Linked DNA regions of Homo sapiens: all the other regions are linked to region 1. A link is a loop called in an ENCODE intact Hi-C map of the cell type or tissue named here. Cell type or tissue: Calu3. All regions are shown on one strand.

Region 1 (8,000 bases):
AGATTTTGAAAATTTCCAGCTCTACCTGCCAATTTGAAAATTACCCTGTGGAGTATTGGTTGAATCTACCTTTCATGTTCACCATCTTCATTTATGTCGTTCACATCCTGAATTGTTAAAAGAGGTATCATTGTTAAATGTTGCTAGGTGAACAAGGAATGTACTTCTTTTCATCCGTAATTGTTGCTATTTCATGCATTATTATTTAACTCATTGAATTTTTAATGTTTACGAAATAAGTTTTAGTGCAACTGACTTCCTGACTTAAGATTTATGTGTAGGGCTGGACACAGTGGCTCACGCCTGTAATCCTAGCACTTTGGGAGGCCAAGGCGGGTGGATCACTTGAGGTCAGGAGTTCAAGACCAGCCTGGCCAACATGGTAAAACCCGGTCTCTACTAAAAATACCAAAAAAAAAAAAAAATTAACCGGGCGTGATGGCAGATGCTTGTAATCCTAGCCACTTGGGAGGCTGAGGCAGGAGAATCGTATGAACCCAGAAGGCAGAGGTTGCAGTGAGCTGAGATCACACCACTGCACTCCATCCTGGGTGACAGAACGAGACTCTGTCTCAAAAAAAAAAAAAAAAAAAAAAAAAAAGATTTATGTGTAGGATTTACTTTGTAATTTGGGGCTGAGAAGAGAAACCTATAAATTTCTTTTTCTCTTTTTTGATGAACATTTTTTTATCTGACATTATTCTCTTTAAAAATTGTGGGCCTTCTTGTTTAATGTTTTAAATTGTTTTTACTACCTCCTCACATGTATAGTAGATATATTACAATATTATATTGCAATATTTATATATAGTGGGAAGGCAAAATAAAATTGATAATTCAAAACTGCAAAAATGGTCACTGCTGGATGGACTGCTTGTTTTAGGAACTGTTTTGATGAATGTGTCATTTAGTTGGGTGATTTAAAAAAATTTGGAGGCAATGCAACCTTACAGTTTATGTTTTACTGGGAAAGAAGGAGCATTCTAGCACCATTGACTTGTAAATGCAGTTTATCAATATTTCATAATTTGCATGACTTTCTTTTACAATTACCTAGCAACAGTTCTTCTCTGCAGTGTTCCTTCAAAAAACCCCGCAGGGACAGACACAGTAGAGTGACCACCAAAATAGCAGCAATAACAGTTATGATCAATATTCTAAAATATGTAAAGGTCCCAACTCAGGGAGACATTAAAACCTAAATGCCTTCTGGTTTCCAGATCTGTATAATTAAATTCTGACTGATGAATTTTCAGCAATGCAATGGAGCTAGTCTCTCTTCTTTAAGAGATTAGGGAACTAGAATTTGGTTTCATCTGAAATTTCATTCTGAAACTAGGTGAATTTTGCTTTCTTAAGAATTGTTAGCAGGTGTGACCCATCATTGTTTGCAAAGGCTCCTCAGAAATGCCTCCAGACAAAGGAAATTCCTGAGTCTTTCTCTGTGAAAGATGAGGTGCCATCCTAGGCTGGGGGCTTCCCCAAGTGCATGACGCAGTGGAGGCTGCAGAGCTTAAGCCACGGGATCCAGTGTACTTAAGGCGCCTTTTCAACTGAAAAATGGGGGGTGTGGGGGGAGATTTGTAGCCATTTTAAAGTAGTCTTATCCTCACACATTATGAGTATTTTATTGTCTTCACACAGAGAATAACTAGCTGAACAGACTTTAGGTTAGTTGGCTAGTAGCCAAAATAGGAAATGTTTTAGATCCTATTCCCCTGATTTTCAGGTTCTAAAATGGACTGACTGGGTGGTCTGTTTCAGACATCTTCCCCTCCCCACTCCCCCCACCTCCAACCCTTCACACACAAAGAGTTACACAGGAAAGAAGAAAAAAAGGGATTTCTTGCTGGTCCTCAAATTCGTTTGTGCCTCTGACTCTTATCCCAGGAGAGACCCAGAAGTGCCTATTGAATGTAACGTTCCAAGTAGGAAAGCATTTTAAAGTGTGTATTTAGAATGTATCTGGAATTGCGTAAATATATACATAGATCTAGATTCTAAAAATATGAAAATATGAAGCAATACAATTTATGCAGTATTTGAATTGGGCTCAAAAAGGAAATCAAATGAGGAGCCGTCATCAAATCACAGTGCGGTAGAAGGTGCACCTGGTGTTTGGCTACAGCTCCATCTGCCATTGCTCTGTTTTCCCTGTGATCTAAGCCTGGAACTAGTATGACAGGACCCTTTGACAGAGATATCCTTAGAAGGACCACTTCTAATGGCCACTTTTCATACCTCCCCATCAATTAAAAACCAGCGTGGTGAAAGATCAGAGGGGCGAGCTGGGGTCAGGAATTGGGTATGAGCTTTCCTTGCCACAAATAATAGGGTCACTTCTGCTTTTAAATTTGAATGTGAATTTGTTGTTTTTAAGCCTGTACATTATTTTTTGGAAGGAATTACCTATTTGTGGATAATATTAGTAAACTGAATGTAATATACATAATGTATTTGGGGATTTGGAGTCACTAATCCAGATTGATTAGTTGCCTGCTAGAAAAATTCATGTGGCCACAAGGATTTTTGGCACCTTTTCTCCCTGCAGCTTCCTCATTCTTTTTCTCTTCTTCAGGTTTTACTCAGCTCCAGGCAACTCTTTTCCCCCTGGCATTAGCTTGTCGTTAAGGAAATCTAGTGGGATATCTCAAATAGGGGTGGAGGGTAGGGGGCACTATTTGCTGCAGATTACTCTGCCCCATCTCAGTTGTGCATTTCTATACTTGGTTGATTTTAACCCAAAGGGAACCAGGGAGTCTCATATGGCTTATCCACAGGCATCATATGGTGAATATCCAAAAAGAGAAATGTAAGGATATTGTGGCAAGGCTCGGCAAAATAGGAATAGCTTTTCAACAATCTTTCCACGAAGGAAAGTCAGTGTTTTCTTAGATCTCTGTAGGTATTTTACAACCAGAGAGCTTCTCAGCAAGTAGCACTTGTAAACTCAGAGATGAACAAGAAGAAGCCAAATCACAGCTTCCGAATAGGTCAAATTAGCAAAAGAGACTTGCCATTAAAAGCCTGACACTGAGCGTCTGTTAAGGGAAAATCAGTTGTCCAAGTCACTTAAAGACTTGTACCTCAATTTTCTCATAAGTAATTTAACAGATCATTCTTAAGAATTGCTGGATAGGCCGGGCAGGATGGCTCACGCCTGTAATCCCAGCACTTTGGGAGGCCAAGGCAGGCGGATCACGAGGTCAGGGGATTGAGACCATCCTGGCTAACACTGTGAAACCCTGTCTCTACTTAAAAAAAAAAAAAATTAGCCGGGTGTGGTTGCAGGCGCCTGTAGTCCCAGCTACTCAGGAGGCTGAGGCAGGAGAATGGCATGAACCTGGGAGGCAGAGCTTGCAGTGAGCAGAGATTGCGCCACTGCACTCCAGCCTGGGTGACCGAGCGAGACTCTGTCTCAAAAAAAAAAAAAAAAATAGAATTGCTGGATATATTTGGACTAGGTATTGGATGTGTTAAGGGAATACAGAGATAGAGCAGACATCCTGCTCTTGAGAACCTGATAGTCTAGTAAAAGGGAAAAGACACCATTTGTTCGTTCATTCATTCAACAGGTATTTATCAAATACACTCTAAGAACCAGGCATGTTCTAGGCATCACACTGAGCAAAACAGAAAATCCTACTCTTAATTTAGCTTACCTTCTTGGGGAAGGAGACAGACAATCAGCTGATTAATACACATGTCACATGCCAAGTGGCATCAAACATTATAAAAGAAAATAAGGCAATATAAGGGATTAAAGAAGGGAGGATGTGGGTACTGTCTTATAAAGGGTGGTAAAGGAAGGCCTTTCTGATGTGTTGACATTTGAGTTAAGTCCTAATGAAGTCAAAGAAGTGAATTATGCAGATATTAGGGACTTTTATTCTAAGAAGAGGGAACATTAAATATAACAGCCCTGAGACATGCTGGAAGAACACTAAGGGGGTTGGTGTGGCTTGAAGGGTACAAACAAGGGAGAGAATAGTTGCAGATGAGTAGCAGGAAGGCAAATCATATTGGATCTTGTAAGCCAAGGAAAAGATATGGCACATCCTTGAAAAGCCATGGTATACTCTGGAAGAATGCACATATGAGTCCATTCATTTCTTGGTACAGTAGATATGTCCTGATCCCCTACACTGTGATAGTCACTGTTCTAGATAATGAGTGTTCAGTGGGAAGCAAAGTAGACAGAGTTTAGTGTGGAGTTGTACACAAAGACCTCATTCATAGCATTGTTAAGGAATGAGACTCTGATTTGTCATGGCAGTATCTTTTAGTACCTCCAAAGGTTTTCCCTCGTGCATATTACTAAAAGCCAAGTTACTTGCATGGAATAATATTTGGTTTCACATACCCAATTGTGTAAACAATTATTTCTCAAAATGGAGGTCGAAATCTGTGGAGTTTCAGCTTACCCCTGCTCTCGTGACCCCATTAGATTATAACCCCCAGGTCTCACATACATTCACCATGAAGGTGGATTTTGTTCCTAAATAGTTGCCAGATGTAGCACAATGGTGGCTCACACCTGTAATCCCAGCACTTTGGGAGGCCAAGGCAGGTAGATCACTTGTGGCCAGGAGTTTGAGACCAGCCTGGGCAACATGGCAAAACCCGTGACAGAGCAAGACTGTCCCCAACCCCCCCCAAAAAAAACAAGATGCCAAGTTAAATTTGAGTTTCAGATAAACAGTGAATAATTTTTTAGTACTGCGTGAAATATACTTACACAAACAAAGTATTCATTGTTTGTCTAGACCAAGTTTTGTATTTTATCTGGCAACCAGTTGTAATTCTCCACATATTCCTGTGGAGGTTACATAGGCAATAGTAACAGCAGTGTATGAAAAGGTTTGATTAGTCTGTGATGATTTCACTGATCACAAAAGGTCAAACCACTGGAATTTAACCCACTGAAAATGAAATCTGGGAAGAGTACTACAAAGTTCTAGTGACTTGGCTGCTTAAATTCCATTCCTTCCGCATCTGCTGGTACCTAGCCCAGTAGTTTTCTTGGAACAATAAACCACTTGTGAGGCACAGTCAATAGGTACAATATAATAGTTGAGAGCCACTCAGCCCATGCAAGTGAGTGTATAAGTTTAATTAGTCGTGTATTAATTGAGTAAGCCACTGCGACACTGTGTGAGCCCATACATCCAGTTACTGGCAGACCATTTACTCACGAAAGATGATGAAAATAGGAAATCAGTCAAATAATAGAGCATTTGGAATTCGCACATCCAAAGGTGAAGTAGAGAAATGGCATTTCTGATAAACTTGAAAATAGAAGGGGCCATATTTTTCATGTGCAATATGGAATGATAAATGTATATGTTTTCATCTGTAATTGGGACAACTTTGCTAGGTATGACAAATCTTGTTTGAACATGTTAAAGAAATATAGTGTAACCTTTGAATCCTCCTGCTTTAAAAAAGAATAGTGTTCACAGATTCAAGGAAAACAATTTTGGAAATAGGGTTAAACTCTATTAGGCTTAAAGCCAGATAATAACAAAAATAATGATTTTTGGTGATAATAATCATAATAGTAGCTCACAATCATTGTGGACTTTCTGTGTGCCAGTATGTTAGTTTGGGTCCTCCAAGAATAATATGTCCTGATAGGACAAGAGATTTATTGGGGCAATACCTATCAAATATAAAGGGGGACAGAGCAAGAGTAGATTGAGAGAACTTTTAGGCTGCAGTACAGTTCTGACAGGTGGGAAAGGAGGAGGGAAGAATGAGAGATTGGGTTGGAAGAATCCCAGAGCTCTCACTCCCATTGCCTAGGCTGGAGTGCAGTGGTATGATCATGGCTCACTGCAGCCTCAACCTCCCAGGCTCAGGTGATGCTCCCACCTCAGCCTACCAAATAGCTGAGACTATAGGCACACGCCACCAAGCCCAGCTAATTTACTGTATTTTTAGTAGAGACGAGGGTCTCACTATGTTGTCCAGGCTGGGTTCAAACTCCTGGGCTCAAGAGATCCACCTGCCTCAACCTCTCAAAGTGCTGGGGTCACAGGTGTGAGCCACTGCGCCTGGAGTAAGCTTCTAAGAAAATTTTGACCATGCCAATGGAGAGTCCCTGAGCTTAAGTCCCCTGTTGGAAGAATTCTGTGTTTTATAGGAATGGGTCTGTGTTGGTATCCTCCCCCTCAGTTATTGGCTGGAAACAGCCTGGAGGAAGTGTGGCCTTTAAGCAAATGTGGTGGTGGATTCAGAGGAGCAGCCCTGTTAGGCAACCATGTTCCTTGCAACAGGTGGTCAGGGTGGACCATTTTTATTCATGGCCACCAGAGCCATGCACTGTGCTGAGTTCTATATTCATGATCTTATATCATCTTAATATAATCCTATGGAGGTAGGTGCTATTAGTGTGCCCATTTTACAGATTAGGAAACTGAGACACAAAGAATTTAAGTAGCTTGTCCTACAGTCAAGAAGGCATAAAGGGTATTCAGACTCAACTCTAAGTCCAGAGTCTTAACTGCTTAACCATGGCATTCTATTAGAGAAAGAATGGAATTCAAACTCTGGTTCTATAATGTATTGATTGTATAAATTTGAACAAGTTATTTAAACTCTTAAACTTTTATTTTCTAATGTATAAGGTGCGATGTCATCACCTTCCCAGGAAATGTGTTTTCGTTGCTGTTTTGTTCTGAGCACAAACAACGTTAGTTCCTTTTCCTTCCTCTTGTTTTGCTCTCATCTAGGATTGTCATCTCTTCCTTTATTTCTTATCTCATCTTCCCAGGTATCTGCCTCAGCCTTGTTCAGGCACCCACAGGCTTAACTACATCCTCAGAACTAACAGGACTGTTTCTGTGTGGATTATATGTCTGGATGTAGATATGTGGAAAGTGCTGAGCACTTGCAACAATCCATAAATAGATACTCAATAAAATGTAGCTCGCCTTCTCTCTCATCCACCTCATTGCCTCATAGACATGAACTAGGTGCCAGGGACATCTTCTTTTTAAGTTTCTTTTTTTTTTTTTTTTGACAAAATATACATCTTTATAGAAAAATTACATTCTTATTTTTTTATGAACACTTTGTTCTTTTTTTCTACAGTCTCAAGTATTATGAGTATATGGTACTTTAATAGATATTTTTAAACAATGGACTGAGTTTTCATTTGATTTTTCTGCTGGAGGTGGAGACTATAAAATGAGGTTAGTTGCAAGGTATTTATACCAGATGCCATTATGTTTGTTAGATGGCATAAAACAATTATGATTGCCAATAAATTTAAAAGTGTTTCCGTTGCAAAAGATTTAGGAGTATAGTTTTACTGAAAACATAAAATGTTTCTTTTCATTCCCCATTTTTTGTGCAGTACAATAGAAATTTGTGCCCCATTCCTTTCATTTTAGATTTCTGAATTATTTAAAAGAATTGGTTAATTCTCCATTTCAAGTGAGCAAGACAAAGTTCATTAGGATATCTGATTCCTAGCAGGTCCCACATTCACAGATCATGTTAACTCCATAGAGAGGTTTATCTTCTTTTAAAATTACAAATGCTACCCACACTGAAAGCTTTTCAGTTTAATGCATTGTTACAGCTTTGAACTCTTCAGTAGGATCCTAAACAATAGAAAGAAGGAAAATGAAGCACCTTGTTGTCCGAGCTTGAGCCAGTTCTAAAAGTAGCAGTGCAGAACGTCTATGTCCTTTCAATTCTAGTGGATTTGCAACACAATATCATGAAAGGCATGCAAGTAAACCTTAGCACGTGCTCCACCAGTAGTTACCAACTGGTGGTCCTTGAAGGGAGCCAGAGGAAAAATCTTAAATTATGCATTTTTTCCCCTTATATAAAGCTGCACTGGCTGAAGATTTTTGCTTTTGACTTTATGCTTGTGAACTCATGGGTTCTCTTATACTTACAGAGACTCTGGCAGTTATAGTTTGGATTCATTTAATGAAAGGTAGGGGAATGATGAATTATCTATTATTTAGCAAAGATGGTAAATT
Region 2 (8,000 bases), 130 kb before region 1:
AAGCCCTTCAGTGTTTCAGTAAGGACAAGCTTACAGGTAACCACCAAGATCAGGGCAGAACAGCTGATTTAGGTCTAAACAGGTTCCATCGTGTGTCTTCAAAAAGGTTTTCCTTTTTTTCCTCTGGAGAAAATTCAGACTGGTTTAAGAAGGAAACTGAGAGCCTCTTCCCTCCCTATGTTCTGAGTGTTTCAGAGATGGCCAGAAATGGATACTAGTTACTAAGCAAGACCTTTAAAAAATACACGTTACAAGGCAGGTTGGTATGAAGGAAAGAGCACTGACCCGTGAGTTATTCTCGCGGGGCCAGGCTCTGCTCCACTCAGCTCTGTGTTCTCTGCCAAGTCCCTTTAGATCAATGTGTCGCATGTCCCCCCATTGTGAGTTGAGTACATTGGACCAAAGGATTATAGTTTGTTTTCTTCCCAGGCAAGTGCCTCCTCCTGATGGGGAGTTAGTATGATGTGGGTGGCCCCAGTAGGACTGGGCTGGTCTTACTGTTCTAAGAAGTGTTAGCAGAAAAATGGCTAGGCATTGGAGTAACCCTGTGATTTGACATTTTGGGGCATCCTTTCATGGTACGATACACCTGGCCAAAAGTCTCCCAGCTCAGAAATTCTATAACTAGAAATGCTTTGAATAAATATATACTGAGAAGGTATTTTGGGGGGAAATTTTAAAATTCTTATCTGACTTGGCTAGAGCAACTGCTTACGACACTGGACTTCTTAGGGGTATCGATAATGGTTGTCTTTGAATGGGGAGTGGATTTCTCAGCTTCCTGGGAACAGCAACAAAATTCCCCCAACAAACCCCAGGGTGTCTGAAGCGCCTGCTTTCTTCTCAAAGAGCCCGATCGAATACTCTTCTGTGGGCTCAAGAGCTATCAACAGTATTGAACAGTTAGACTAGAAGGATGGGTTGAGAACAGTTGCTCCCTCAAGGCTTGGAAATTAACAAAGACCATATTAGTAAGAATGGGGAGGGAGGTGGGAGGTGAAGAGAATGAGGGCTGGGAGGAGCAATTCGGAAGTGGAGAGGGTGATTGGAGGGGTTTGTTTCCCAGACAGTTTTCAAAGAAGAGGGATTTGTGTAGTATGCCATGGGACTGAAGATGCAGTGCAAGACCAGTTGATGTTCTTCTTTTAATCAACCAATTAATTTCTCTATCATGTTTCTTTTAGGCTAACGAAGTGTCTTCTTTCCTTTATCATGGCCATTGATAGCAAGAGCTTAAGGGAATCTTGCCTCCCTGGGCTCAGGATAGGCTGGAGAGAAGGACACACATAAGAGGAAATTGACATTTTGCAGTTTTTGTTGTTGTTGTTTGTTTGTTTGTTTTTTTGAGACAGTCTCCACTCCGTTGCCCAGGCTGGAGTCCAGTGGCACGATCTCAGCTCACTGCAACCTCTGCCTCCCAGGTTCAAGTGATTTTCATTCCTCAGCCTCCCAAGTAGCTGGGACTACAGGCTTGCACCACCGTGCCTGGCTAATACAGCTTTTTTTTTTTTTTCTTAATTTTATCATAGGTAAGGGAAGACGATCCAATGTGCAGAGAAGGCTCAGGTTTTCATTTTAGTCTGCGGGTGATTGATTTCTTTCTTTCAAGGGGCTGGTTGAGGAGGTCAGAGTCTTAGAAAGGGAGAAGAAATCAGGGAAAAGGAGAAAAGAAGGAATGAGATTTATGACCCTCTGGATCCCAGATTTTATGTCGCGTAACCATTCCCAATACTGGAAGTTCATGACACCCTGAGAAACAGCCCTGGAACTCAGAGCAGTGATCTGCATGCAAAGGCAAAATTAAATAGTCCAGCAACTGCTTTGACCGAGAGACACACATAGTACTATTCTGGGTCCTGAGTGCTGCTTCCCTTTCATTTCTCCCCTAGGCACAGATTCCACTGGCTCACAGAGTGATGAGTTAGACCACCCAGGGCCACTTATGTTATACTGAGGGCGGATGCTGATAGTGCTTATAGAGGAATTATTTCAACAATGAGACTTTTCCATTATTCTTTCTGCAATCACCCTCTATACTCAGAATGTGGAAACCTTGGCATCTCTCACTTAAGAACACTGAATTCATGGTGTTGCTCAGAGAGTCCTGTCCTGGTTCCATAACACTGTGATAATAACTGAAGATCTTTAAAAATGTATGTATCTTCCATTTTTATTCCATATGGCCCCTTAGGTAACATGACCCAATGGGGCCATTAAATGACCCTGCCTACACTTGGATTACTCAGTACAAAGCAAATTTATGGTTGTTTATTCTCTCCTCCTATCAGCTATTAGTGCCTAATCATATGGTCTATCGATCATGAGATTAATCGCCTGCCCAAAGAGGCAGCAGGTCTTGTGGAATGCTGCACTGCGCCAGACTGAACTTCAACCTTTTATACAAACTGGAGGAGTCAAAATCATCATTCACTGCCTGAAATCCTTGCACCCTGGGCCTCCTGCACCCCAGGAGGTAAATCCCTGCTTTTTCAAACAGTGTACTTTGCACTTCCTTTCCTTGTGTAAAACTTTACCTCATTGATTCAGGCAGGCACTTGTAAATAAAATCCTTTCCAAGGCATCCTATAAATAATGATCTAAGCTGAAAATATGTGGGCTTTATTATACAAAGCCCCATAGTGCTGCCATAATTAAAGGTCTGTCAGTATTTCTATTATAAATTCTCATTTTAGAAGATTTATCACTGGGCTATTAAAGTTTTCTCTAAGACTTTCCAAGAGTATCATGATCTAAGGCCTTTTTTTTCTTTCTGTGGAATGTGTTGCTTTGAAGATATAAAAAATAAAGTCCAGAAACATTATCACATAGGAGTACACACATGCAGAGATTGGACACTTTAAAATTTGAGCTCTGCCTCCACTAAAGTGGCTTCTGTTTGCCTCTTGTGTTCTCATTGCATTTATGAGAACAGAGAATCATTGTAGGGCTAATACTGTATTGTAATATTTGTTTCCTGGTCTGTGTCTTTTACTCTGAGGAGAGAGAGGGCAGGGAGTTAAATCATTTGTCTTTCTGGCCCTGGTTCCACCAGAGGGCCTTGGCAATATAAGCACTGGGTTTGTTCAGTAAATGAGCCCCAGGGTGAGAGTCAGGAAATTTTCTTCCTAGTCTTCATCTAGTCATTAAAGGTGAGGAGTGAATTCAGGCAGTGAATTTAGGCAAGTCCCTTTACTTTCCTGAAAACAAGTTTTCTGATCAATGAAACGAGTGTGTTGAGTTCAGGGCTAGTAAATCTGTTTTTGGTGGGTTGAATACTGCCGGCACAGTGTTTTCAAACACTTGAATTGGAATGTCTTTAGATGGAATCTGTGCCTTCTAGTTTGCCATAATCCCCACTGTTCCCTATTATATTATGTTGTATCAGCAGCCTGCTTCTATCATTTGCCTGCAGAGTCTATAAGCATTTATGATTCCTTGTAATTATTGATCATGTGGTCTTTTGTTGCTATACTAAGGGTCTAAATCTGATTCAGGTTAGCCGTTGATGCCTTTGACTGTAACTGTAATTCTCTAACTTTCAACCCTTTTATCATCAAGGACCTCAACTATTATTTTTTGTTCCATATTTGAAAACTTTTGGTGTTCCAGACACACTGCATTGGTTAATAACTAATTTTCCCGTTGTAAAAACAGACACGTGTAACTGAACACACAAATGAGCCATCAACAGTATGAATATAAAAGTGTTTGTGCAATGAGTTGGTTGACGTTTCAGCTAGCTTGTTCAGTTGTTTCATGGGTAAGTGTATAGTTTTTGTTTGAAGTTTTGATATATGAAAAATAGTTCCGAGGTCTTCTGCCTTATTAGACATGTGATAGACAAAGGATTCTAGGTGAGAACTTAGTTTATTCTTTTATGAGTTGCTGAACTGCCCTGGTCATTAGAACATCAAGTAAGTTGTTTATCCACATGCAGTTCATGTCTTTTCAGTTGTCTCCTTATTGGTCAGCTTAGAGAGGGCTCTACAAAACCTGGCTTTTACATTCAGTGAGCTGAAAAGAGCTTCCTATATGAGTTTACCCAAAGGCCCTTGTTACATTTTCTCCCTTTAGTCAAGAGTACTTTGGAATTTTACATTTTCTCCCTTTAGTCAAGAGCACTTTGGAATTTGTTAAAAGGATTGGGAGACAATTTGAAAACTTGGCTCTCCAGTTAAGAAGAATCATTTTTTACACTTTAACTCAGACTGTTGGTGAATATTGTAAATTGACAATTTAAAAACACACATTTGTTTTATTTTATTTTATTTTTTATTTATTTTTGAGGTGGAGTCTCACACCGTCTCCCAGGCTTGAGTGCGTGGTGCGATCTTGGCTCACTGCAACCAAGTGAGCCTTGGCTCACCGCCTCCCAGATTCTCCTACCTCAGCCTTCCGAGTAGCTGAGATTACAGGCATGCACCACCATGCCCAGCTAATTTCTGTATTTTTAGTAGAGACAGGGTTTTGTTGTGTTGGGCAGGCTGGTCTCAAACTCCTGACCTTAGGTGATCCGCCCGCCTTGGCCTCCCAAAGTGCTGGGATTATAGGCATGAGCCACCACACCCGGCCTTATTTTATTTTTGAGACAGGGTCTTACTCTGTCACCCAGACTGGAGTGCAGTGACACGATATTGGCTCACTGCAGCCCTCGCCTTCTGGGCTCAAGTGATCCTCCCACCTCAGCCTCCTGAGTAACTGGGATTACAGGCACACGCCACCCTGCCTGGCTAATTTTTTTGTATTTTTAATAGAGATGGGTTTTGCCATGTTGCCCAGACTGGTATTGAACTCCTGGGCTCAAGCCATCCACCTGCCTCACCCTCCCCAAGCGTTGAGACTACAGGCAGTGAGCCACTGCATCTGGCCAAACATACATTTAAATAGAGCAGATGAAAGATCTATAGTGTAGAAGTAATCTGCATATAAACCAGTCTTAAATTGAGACGTGACCTATGACTGTTAAAGCAGTCCACATCACACAAAAATAAAGGGCTTGGAAGATAGCAGCCTGGTTTAACCAGGTTAGATATAATTTAACAGGAAGAGATAGTGTCTACATTGTTGCTAAAAGCTTAGGCTCTGGGGTTCCTAATTTGGGTTTAATTCTGTCTTGGTTACTTGTTAATTCTGTCACCTTGGAGTGGTTCCTTAAATCTCCCTAGGCCTTGGTTTCCTCATTTGTAAAATGGGGATAATAATGGCTTACCGTGTGGAATAAATTAGAGTAATTCATACAAAGGATTTATCATCATATTGGTTATAGAAGAAACAATGAATATTCATGATCATTTTTATCAAGAATATAATTGAAATATATTTCTGAGCGTTGAGGTTTTTCTCTTAAAGAAAAGTGTAAAGGTATACTTTCTTAAGACTGCTCATACATGCTGGATCACCCATATACATTTCCAGGAAATTGTATGTTCTAGCAATTCTATGTTCCAAATGTGCTGCTTTCAGTTTTTTCGAGAAACAAATGATGTTTGACTTTAAAATTCTAGAGTTGGCCGGGCGCGGTGGCTCACGCCTGTAATCCCAGCACTTTGGGAGGCCGAGGCGGGTGGATCATGAGGTCAGGAGATCGAGACCATCCTGGCTAACAAGGTGAAACCCCGTCTCTACTAAAAATACAAAAAATTAGCCGGGCGCGGTGGTGGGTGCCTGTAGTCCCAGCTACTCAGGAGGCTGAGGCAGGAGGATGGCGTGAACCCGGGAAGCGGAGCTTGCAGTGAGCCGAGATTGCGCCACTGCAGTCCGCAGTCCGGCCTGGGCGACAGAGCGAGACTCCATCTCAAAAAAAAAAAAAAAAAATCTAGAGTTGAAATTTTTCTCTTACATTTCCTTTTCCCTCTAGATCAATCCCAATTAAAGTTTCATTGCAAAAGTTTCACAAACTCATATTGGCATTAATTATTATTGGTGTGCTGGTGAAAGTCCTAAAGTGAGTTCATTAAGAATTAAAAACCTTGGCTGGGCGCGGTGGCTCACGCCTGTAATCGCAGCACTTTGGGAGGCCGAGGTGGATGGATCACCTGAGGTCAGGAGTTCGAGACCAGCCTGACCAAACATGGTGAAATCCCGTCACTACTAAAAATGCAAAAATTAGCTCGGCGTTGCGTGCGCCTGTAGTCCCAGCTACTCGGAGGCTGTGACAGGAGAACTGTTTGAACCCGGGAGGCGGAGGTTGCAGTGAGCTGAGATCATGCCATTGCGCTCCAGCCTGGGCGACAGAGCGAGACTGTCTCCAAAATAAAAAGAATTAAAACCCTTGAGAAAACTTTAAACCCTCCTGGACTCATAGAGCTGGAGGGGACCTAAGAGGTTATCTCCTCTAAGCCCCATTTTCCAGATAAGGAAAGTGTATTTTCCAAGGTAAAATAAGTTTTCAACAGTGAATATCCTTCATAATGGCTTTTTAATTTGTACTGTCACTGGAGTCAGCCCTCATTTGCCATGTTATGATTATGTTCTTCTTGTGGGACTTGTATGTATTTATTAGAGACCATTGAGACGTAGCACTGGGCATTACTTTTGTGGCAAAGGCACCAGGGCAGTAATCATTATTAATGGATTTCATTATTTGGGAGAGCATTTTACTGACTATAGAGAATTCATTGCATTGATCTATTGTGCCACAGTTTTATTATACCGGGTAGTTTAAAATGATATTCTCTAAACTGTTAGGCTGAAAAATTGTCCAGTGTTGGCAGTTATCCCATCAGTAAGACATTCCTTTTACTACCGAAAATACATAGTTCTGTCGAAAGAGACCTTTTGACTGGTCCCCAGTGCCCTGACTGTGTTTAAATCCCTCACTAGTGAAATAGGAGGATTACTACTGCCATCATTGTTCTAAAACAAACTTCCTTTTGGAAGATAACAGCAGCGGTAAATCAGATGTTGAAGAAAGTACCAGCTTAACTTCACTTTGCTTTAAAAGGGTTTCCTCTTTAATTGACAAGTGTCATGTATAATAGGGCATGGCAACTCACATAGTAAACCTTGTGTGGGGCTGCCTGCTGGGGTTGGAGTTCTTAATGAACATACAAGTGAATACACTGAGGCAAAAAAATTAAAGCTCTCCAACTGTGGGGTATTCATTCTGTTCACTGTGGCCAGTGTGGTGATCAGTACTGGCCACACCAGTGGCCAAAGAGAACTGCATTCATCATGTGGCTGTTCTATAGCTGTGAGCTGTGGTGACTGTTATTTTTCCTAGTGATAGTTTTCAGTGACAGCATAGATTCTGGTATCATATCCAAGGAATAAACAAACACTGTTTTTGGCTTTTTGTTTTTTTGTTTTTGACATAAAAATAATAAGCTATTTTTGGCATATGCAGACTTTTCACAAAGTGATTGTTTTCTTGAGCTCTGGACTACTTGGTAACATTCATAAGTTCCTTCACTTTGTAGCTCCCTCTTTCCTTCCCTCCACTCCCTGCAAAAGAGAGCAGAACTGATTTTTCAGAGGTGATGTTTACAACAGTTCAACACACTCGAATGAGCACTTAGAATAATGTCAATAGAGGAAGAAAAAAAAGGACATATTATTATCAAATTAAGTAATGGATGGGCAGTGATATTTTATTTATTAAAGCTTGTCTGAGTACCATTGGAAACAGAGTATGTTGGTTCTGAAGTGCACAGATTAGAAAGGAATGTTGAGTTTGGAAACGTGGCAGCCTGCAGCACTGTGTATGGTTTAAATTAAACCTTTTTTTGGAAAGCAGAATAGCTGTAGGCCACATTTAAGGGAAAAGCCACAGCAGAGTGAGCTGGCTGTGGTTTTTCTTTTACTCTGTAACCGGCCCACTTTCCCTTGTTTTAACACAGAAAAAGACTTTGGACTCCTTCAGACCAACCACATAGCTTCTCTGCTGACCACAAAAAGGAAGCTTGGCGTAGAAGCCATAGGATTAATACCCACTGTCTCTTAACCCAACAGAGTGTGAAAACTTTCATAAGAGATTTCTCTGGGCAGACTGACACTGTGGT
Region 3 (8,000 bases), 65 kb before region 1:
ACCTCATTTCAGTGGTTTATAAACTCTTAAATGTAACAGAATATAGGCCTAAAATTAGACATTGTATTCAGTCTGAGCTCTGCCACTTAAGAATTCTGGGACTTTGGGCAGGCTGCTTATTATCCACTAACCTCAATTTCTTCAGCTCCTAAAAGGGCAGTTGTCATACCTATATTATGGCACTGTTTTGAAGAAGAAATGAGGTAATGCCTAAAAGTGTTTAACATAGTCACTGGCACAGAGAAGATACTTAATAAATGTTGATTTCCTTCTTGTTCAGCAAAACCTTAAGGCAGAAAGCTCCTAAGGCATGATTATATATTTCATTCTTTCAGTAGCATTTGCCAAACATTTTTACCATATTGTTGCTAAGTAGGTAAAACAGAAAGACACATATCTAAATATGCAGAGACATATTTTGTAATGGAGGTACCACTCTGTTTTTGTAAGGCGTTGCTGATTCTCACTTCGCTTCTGCATCTCTGAATATGTTACAATTGTAAGAGATGTTTGAAGCTTTGGGGATCTTCTAATGGAAATGGGGGTTCTTCACCGAATGTTCATGTACCGACTTCAAGAGGTCAAAGAATCACGAATTGATATACAAAGTGGTGTATGTTGGAGTATAGTCGTCGCTTGGTATCTGCAGGGGATTCGTTCCCAGACATTCCCACAGATGATAAAATCCACGGATGCTCAAGTTCCTCACAGTCAGTCCTTCATGCCAGTGGGTTCTGTATCCATGGATTCAATCAACCACGAATTGAAAATACCGTCATCACGTAAAACTTGTAACATACATTCTAGGAAAAAGAAGAAAATAAAATCACCTTGGGAAAATAATCCTTAAAATTTTACTATGTAGGGATTTATTCTTCCAAACATATATATGTATTTTTGAAATCCTTTAAAAAATAATGCTGTATCACAAGCACCTTTCCCTATTATGTATTCTTCTACAGAATCATTTCAGTGGGCGTATAGTATTTCATGTTATTGATGGATCATTTGTGAAACCAATTCTGTGATGGTCACTGAGTTTGTTTGCAAGTTTTTATTATTATAATTAATGTGGCAATTAAGATCTATATTGCTCAAACATGACTGTGTACTTATAGATCATCTTTGTAAAAAAGCAGCATTAACTTGTGTTTTTAAAACATTTTTAAACAAAACTAAGTGATAAGAAATTGATCAACTCAGCCAGGCGTGGTGGCTCACGCCTATAATCCCAACACTTTGGGAGGCCGAGGCGGGCATATCACCTGAGGTCAGGAGTTCAAGACCAGTCTGGCCAATATGGAGAAACCCCGTCTCTACTAAAAATACAAAAAGTAGCTGGGTGTAGTGGCGGGCACCTATAATCCCAGTTACTCGAGAGGCTGAGGCAGGAGAATCACTTGAACCCACAGGGCAGAGGTTGCAGTAAGCTGAGATCAGGTCACTGATCTCCAGCCTAGGTGAAAAAGCGAAACTCAGTCTCAAAAAAAAAAAAACCTCTACCCTTTATTATTGCTTGCATACTTTGTAAAAGAATTTTTTCCAACCACTAGCCTCAATTATTTCTAAACTATTTTTAAACATTTATTAGATATATGGATTTGGCATATATAAGGAGTCTAGTTAGGCTTAAAACTATCTAAGGAACTACCAACTATCTAACATTTAAATAATAGAACAAAGAAGCCGGGTGCGGTGGCTCACACCTGTAATCCCAACACTTTAGGAGGCTGAGGCAGGCGGATCACGAGGTCAGGATATCGAGACCCTCCTGGCTAACACGGTGAAACTCCGTCTCTACTAAAAATACAAAAAATTAGCCGGGCGTGGTGGCGGGCGCCTGTAATCTCAGCTATTTGGGAGGCTGAGGCAGGAGAATGGCGTGAACGCGGGAGGCGGAGCTTGCAGTGAGCCGAGATCGCGCCATTGCCCTCCATCCTGGGTGACAGAGCGAGACTCCGTCTCAAAAAAAAAAAAAGAAAAAAGGCGGGCGGATCACGAGGTCAAAAGATCAAGACCATCCTGGCTAACATGGTGAAACCCTGTCTCTACTAAGCATAGAAAAATTAGTGGGGCGCAGTGGCCCACGCCTTAGTCCCAGCTACTCAGGAGGCTGAGGCAGGAGAATCACTTGGACCCGGGAGGCAGAGGTTGCAGTGAGCTGAAATCGCGCCACTGCACTCCAGCCTGGAGACAGAACGAGACTCCGTCTCAAAATAAATAAATAAATAAATAAATAAATAACGCATAATAGCTTCTATTTGGGGGTGGCAGGTAAACTATGGCATGTCAGGTCCCATCGGCATTTTCCGCCAATGATAGGGAGGCATGTTTTATGCCCCTGTCTTTCTGTTGATGAGAAAGGAGCAAGTGAAGAACTCCTTGGGTCTTAAGGAACAAGGACTAGAAACCCCACAATATTAGTGTTTCTGTTTTTTGTAATGATCTGTCACCTCCTGTTTGTTTTCAAAACCCATGAGATTTTAACTCTGCATGTGTGTGTACATGTGTGTTTCTTCCCTGTTCATATTGCCTCCCTATCCATCAGAGAATATCTTAAATGCCACTGGGATACTTGATGCCATCCCCTCCATTTGTGGGTTTGTGGGCTAGTCCAGCAACAGGCTTTGGAGAAGTTACTCGCTACTTTATTATAACATACTTAAACTCAATAGCAATTCAGGCCTTACTGGGTATTTACCTAATTTATTGTGGCAATGCGGTATTTAGACCACTGATTAAGTGAAGTTTGTCAGTATAGTTAAAAGAAATTAGAGACACTATCATTGCTAAATCACTTTACAATTCAAAGAAGAATTGTAAACATATGAATCCATTTAATTATAATAGTGCCAATTATAAGAGAAATTGTAACGCTGGGAACAGTGGCTTTTATGTAATCATAATAATGGCATGTATTTATCTTGGTTTGGCAAGTTAGGCCTTTCTTTAATACTTGGCTTTGCCTAAATAGAATGTGGTTTGCTGAAACCCACAATAACCCCCACACCCTCCAATTTGTTATTGCAGAAAATACTGAACAATAATCATGCGGTATGAATGATTAATGTATGCATGGGTTAGTAAGTATATTTGAGGTTTAAAAAGTGTTTTTATTTACATTCTTCTGTTGGCTGAAGGTATAAAACAAATAAATATAAATCCACATGTTAAATATTCTCATCCCTTTCCATACAGATACTTGCAGTGTGAATACAATCATAGCTTTAATTCATTGTTTCTGTGCTTTTTTGGTTTACTCAACACGTGTCTTTTAAATATATTTCAACTGTAGTATTTGATAGTAATCCATTTTTTAATTTACTAAGTACTTTGAATATAGCTTCCCCAAAACATAGAAATAATCAATTTAATAATATCTGAAGATTGGCAAACTTCATTTATAATGTTGTGTTCAAATAATACTATCAGAATAACAGTTGTTTGAAGAGTGTATGTATAAAAATTACATTCTCTATTTAATAAGATTACTATTATTATTGAGGAAGAGGTGCTATCTAGTGGTATAAACAAAATTATTATGGAATTGAAACATTTCTACACTTTGGTGTCAGGGTTTTCATTTATTTCTGTTTCCTGCTTCCAGAAAGATAATTTGCAGCAGTTTCACACTGTGTATTAGTAGATGTGGAAGGAAATCCTACTTTGCTGAGAAAAGAAGGAAGGAATTTAAGTTTAAAAGGGATCTGACAAAAACTTATTTAAAAATTTTTATTTTAAGAATAAATAGACCTTCCATAGACACTTAGCATTTATTGTAAAAGCTGTATTTTATAGAGAACAGTAGAAATCCAAATCGTTGATAGTTTTGCAAGACATAGCCAAAAAGTGAAGATAAATGGTGGATTTTAAAAATTGGCATCCTGAAAGAGTTAATATTTTTATTAGTTGAAATTTGATATAAAATTGTGGGCAACCCATGACATGGTTTGGAGTACTTGATTATTCTTTTCTCAATAAATAAGAGTGGCGTACAGTTAATTTCAGCACTGTAATTGAGCAATGCATTCTGGGAAGTTAAAAAGCACTGTAAGATGAGGAAATGTTTTAGGGACTAATCATGAGAAGAAAGGAGCCTTTCATAGCCCGTATGATGCTGTTGTCAGAGCTAAAGGCAGATAATGATTCGGTAATAATGGCACATTGTGAATATTTAAGCTGAAAAGATTTGGGCAAAATGAACAGACATTGTTGGTTTGTTAAAACTGAGCGTTTGGTCTTTGGGCTTCAAAAGCACTCTGAACTCTGTACAACATTTTTGTTCACAAATTTTCTCTAAAACAAGATACTTTTAAAATAAGTTATGTTAAACACTATCACTATATGAAGTTTTAAAGTGATCTACGTGTTTTAAGTTTTACTGTAGAAATGGATAGTGTGGGCTCTTTGTTATGGAGAAGTTTAAAAAGTTTTACGGTTTTCTTACACATATTTTAAATTTAGTTGGCAGAAGCAACACCTTTAAAGAATATTCTCATAGCAATGATGTAAAATATTAAATCTAAGTCCAAGAGTATCCAGTTGCAAAGAAAGTCAAGTAATTTGCATTATGTTTCTAAGGTTTCCGTTATACCGTTTAGAGTCTTGCAGTTGGGTTTCTATGTACCTTGCCTTTTCTCCTCATTAGCATATTTTCAACCTGTTTGTTTTCATTCTTGAATCATCTGTTACATGCAGATGTATTCAGCTCTAGTTTCCCATTTTGGGGTGAATGTTACCAGGAGTTTAAAGGTTGAGTCCTTATAGTCTTTCTTTAACTTAGGAAAAGAAGAGAATTGAGCCCTGAGAGCTGAGAGGTATAGTTTCAAACTTACTAACTTTAATGATGGGTATTTAGAGTCAGTACCACATCTGGTAAAAAGCTAGATTCTGTTTTGCTAAAGTATAGGTAAAACACTGTTATGCTGAAATAATGCTTTATAGAACTTTAAAAATGTGATTCAATTAGAATACTCCTTTAGAGTAGGTTTTAAGACAGAATTCAACCTTCATATATGTAAGATATGTATATCTCCAGTGAGCTCTCATTTATTATATATATGCTACAGTGACATAAATAATTCCAAGTCTGGTATTTCCTTTATAAATATACTTTTCATGTGCAGTTTTATACAAAGACTGAAATGAAACAGATTTCTGAGGCTATACAAATGTTTTTTCTTGAGGAAGAAATGATTACTTATTAAAATGGCTTCACAATTTAAACCAAAATAACTTTTTTTTGTTTCTGCTCTGAAATTTTTTTGAAGGGAAAAAATGTTGCCGAATGTTTACACTAACATTCATTTTTACCCATATGCTTTAAATCTGTGTATTTGTTTAACCAAATATTGTTTATTTTTAGAACTGTTTAATCTTTCTTTTTAACTGGAATTTTTTAACAGCAGTTCTTTGAAAATTAAATTGAATAAAATTTCACTATTTAAAGAACATTTTCTTTAGGAGTTTTAACCAAGAAGTAAATCATTTATTACCATTAGGTGAGACTACTCTTTGGCCAGGAAATAGAGACCAGAAGCAAAAATAAAATAGAGCAAATGTTTACCAGGAAAATGTGTTGTAATCCAAGCATATTCTTGTGTCATTTTTTTAAAAAAAGTAGCTTTAATGAAAGGTGTCACATGCAGCTATGAGTAGAAGAACCTTTCCCTGTACTTTGCAAGGAGACAAAATATGGATTTTGATGGACCTGTACAAACTTACAGTTTTTCAGGTTTCATAAAGGGAATTGAGAATATAAAATGAGACTACTTGGAAACTCCACAAATTTTAACTTATTTTTAGAATATAAGATAAACATTTCAAATTATATTTTAAAAATTTTATGATCACTTGTTGACTTTCTCTGAGATTCCACGATTCCAGAATTGTTTTTTTGTAAATATTTTGTCTGAATGTGGAATTCTCATTTGATAATAAACAGTAATTTTATTTAGAATGATAGCTATCCTCCACCTCTTCTCTGTATTTCTATTTATTAAAATTTACATTTTCTAATTGGACAACTCTGTGACCAAAATCTAGATCATTAGGGTGCTAAATTCTATTAACAAATACTTTGAGGTTTTCTGAGGATATCAACTAAAACTTCATCTCAGAAACCTTCTAGAAAAATTAAATTTTGTTTTAAATAATTAAAACCCATATTCAGAAACCAGCCTGTTTGAAAACTGACCTCTCTATTTACATATTACCAGAGGGTTCTTGCCTAATATGAAGAAAAAAGCTTGTGTTAGAGTTGGGTTTTATTTGGAGGTGGGGAGGACTTTTAATGCTGATAAGATAGAATTTTACTTATTGAGATACATACAGTAAGGTCAGTTAGACACTGTGTTTAAAATAGGGAAATTATTACTTAGTTTTTAATATTAGTTTAATATTTAAAAATTAGTTTTAAAAATATATTTAAAATTAGTTTATTGTCTTGAACTTAACTTTTCAATTTAATTTTAAACAAGTTTACTTAAGTCTAACTTTTAAAAGCTCAAGTTAATATTAGCCAAAATATACTTCTTAATGCTTATCTCTTATGCTCCATAGAAAAAAGTGTGCTTTTTTGGTGAATTAAGATTTAAATATGTATGCATACTGTTGTCTCTCTTGGAGAGAGTCATGACGCACATTAATATATTAGAGGGTCTGAGAACTTTGTTTAAACTAGCAGTAGCCAAATTTATTTGTCAGTGGAATCCTTTTTTCATGCAACCCCCATTAACCTCCCAAAACACACTTTGAGAAATTATGCCCTTAGCCTTTTCTCTGCTTTTGAGTGAAGAAACTTATTCTGATTCAGTCCTGTTGGTGTAAAAATCATCTTCCTGCTGACCCTTCTGTTTATCTGAAGCCCTTAAAAATTAATAACGCTCTAGTCTCCATTTGGTACCAAGTGCCTGGTGGTGGGGGACTCTGTCTCAGAAGCAGTGATACTTGATTCAGTTGTCTCACCTCCTCTACTCATCTATCCAGTCCATTGCAATTTACTCTAAGTACTTCAAACTGTGTCCTTGGAAGACAGAGTTGCCTGGAGCTATTCCAAGTTGGCAAAGGGATGTTCTAATAAAGCTCTTAAGTGGTACTACTTGCTGATCAAGAGCAGAGGATAAGGGTGTTGAAAATGTGATGCTGCAAAGGTCATTTCATGAGGCACTAAAGTCCATTTTTAAAAGGTCTCCACTCCTTTCACCCCATAATTTTGAGTATTGGAAAGATTTACTAATGAAGCTCTTTGCTGTGTTATCCCTGCCAAGAAACAGACTTTAAAAATATATTATTTTCCAGATTCATGACATAGGAATCTATTGAACCCTTCCACCTTAAGTTTGCTCCATTCCTCAAAATGTGTTTCTATCACTTATATATTTTGTTTTTTGTTTTTTTAAAAAACAAAAAAAAAAGTCTGTGAGAAGGAAATTGATTTGAAGGTTTTAGCCTAAAACACAGTAAATACTCAATGTAAAGCCATTACATGAGTTTTTATGTCCATAGTACTTTTTTTTTTTTGAGACTGAGTCTCGCTTTGTTGCCAGGCTGGAGTGCAGTGGCCCAATCTCAGCTCACTGCAACCTCTGCCTCCCGGGTTCAAGTGATTCTCCTGCCTCAGCCTCCTGAGTAGCTGGGACTACAGGTGCATGCCACCATGCCCAGCTAATTTTTGTATTTTTAGTAGAGACGGGGTTTCACCATGTTGGCCAGGATGGTCTTGATCTCTTGACTTTGTGATCCGCCTGCCTCGGCCTCCCAAAGTGCTGGCATTACAGCTGTGAGCCATCGCGCCCAGCTCGTACTTTTTTTTTTTTTTTTTTTGCATGTGAAAGAGATGGAGCAACTATAGCAGGAAATTTTATTTTGTATCACCAAAAGGAAGTTTGCTTGTTCGTATCTACGATTGACATCTTCAGTACTTGCTGAATAAGCACAAATGATTCCTTTTCTATCGCAATATATATGTTTGCATCTACCTAAGAGATTTTAGATTTGTG

What was found. A loop is a pair of places that touch in the nucleus more often than their neighbours do. Peaks named below come from ENCODE experiments on the same cell type or tissue, not always from the same donor. Only the 100,000 strongest peaks of a DNase experiment are listed, where the experiment ranks them.
Region 2: it touches region 1 in a loop (2.0-fold over the local background); 4 of 110 quality-filtered maps call a loop at or near these places.
Region 3: a loop joins it to region 1, with 2.1 times the contacts of the local background. A loop is called at or near these places in 4 of 110 quality-filtered maps.

Annotation. Positions count from the first base shown.
Region 1 is chr1:61,283,008-61,291,007 of GRCh38, forward strand. The region is part of intron 3 of NFIA (nuclear factor I A); the gene reads left to right. Among named protein-coding and RNA genes, the nearest start is that of NFIA-AS1, 33 kb to the left of the region's middle. In Calu3, no CTCF peak of the experiment used is centred here; a DNase peak (open chromatin) is centred at 4,984.
Region 2 is chr1:61,149,884-61,157,883 of GRCh38, forward strand. All of the region lies in intron 2 of NFIA (nuclear factor I A), which reads left to right. Among named protein-coding and RNA genes, the nearest start is that of NFIA, 71 kb to the left of the region's middle. In Calu3, no CTCF peak of the experiment used is centred here; DNase peaks (open chromatin) are centred at 3,038 and 7,868.
Region 3 is chr1:61,217,749-61,225,748 of GRCh38, forward strand. The region is part of intron 2 of NFIA (nuclear factor I A); the gene reads left to right. Among named protein-coding and RNA genes, the nearest start is that of NFIA-AS1, 32 kb to the right of the region's middle. In Calu3, no CTCF peak of the experiment used is centred here; no DNase peak of the experiment used is centred here.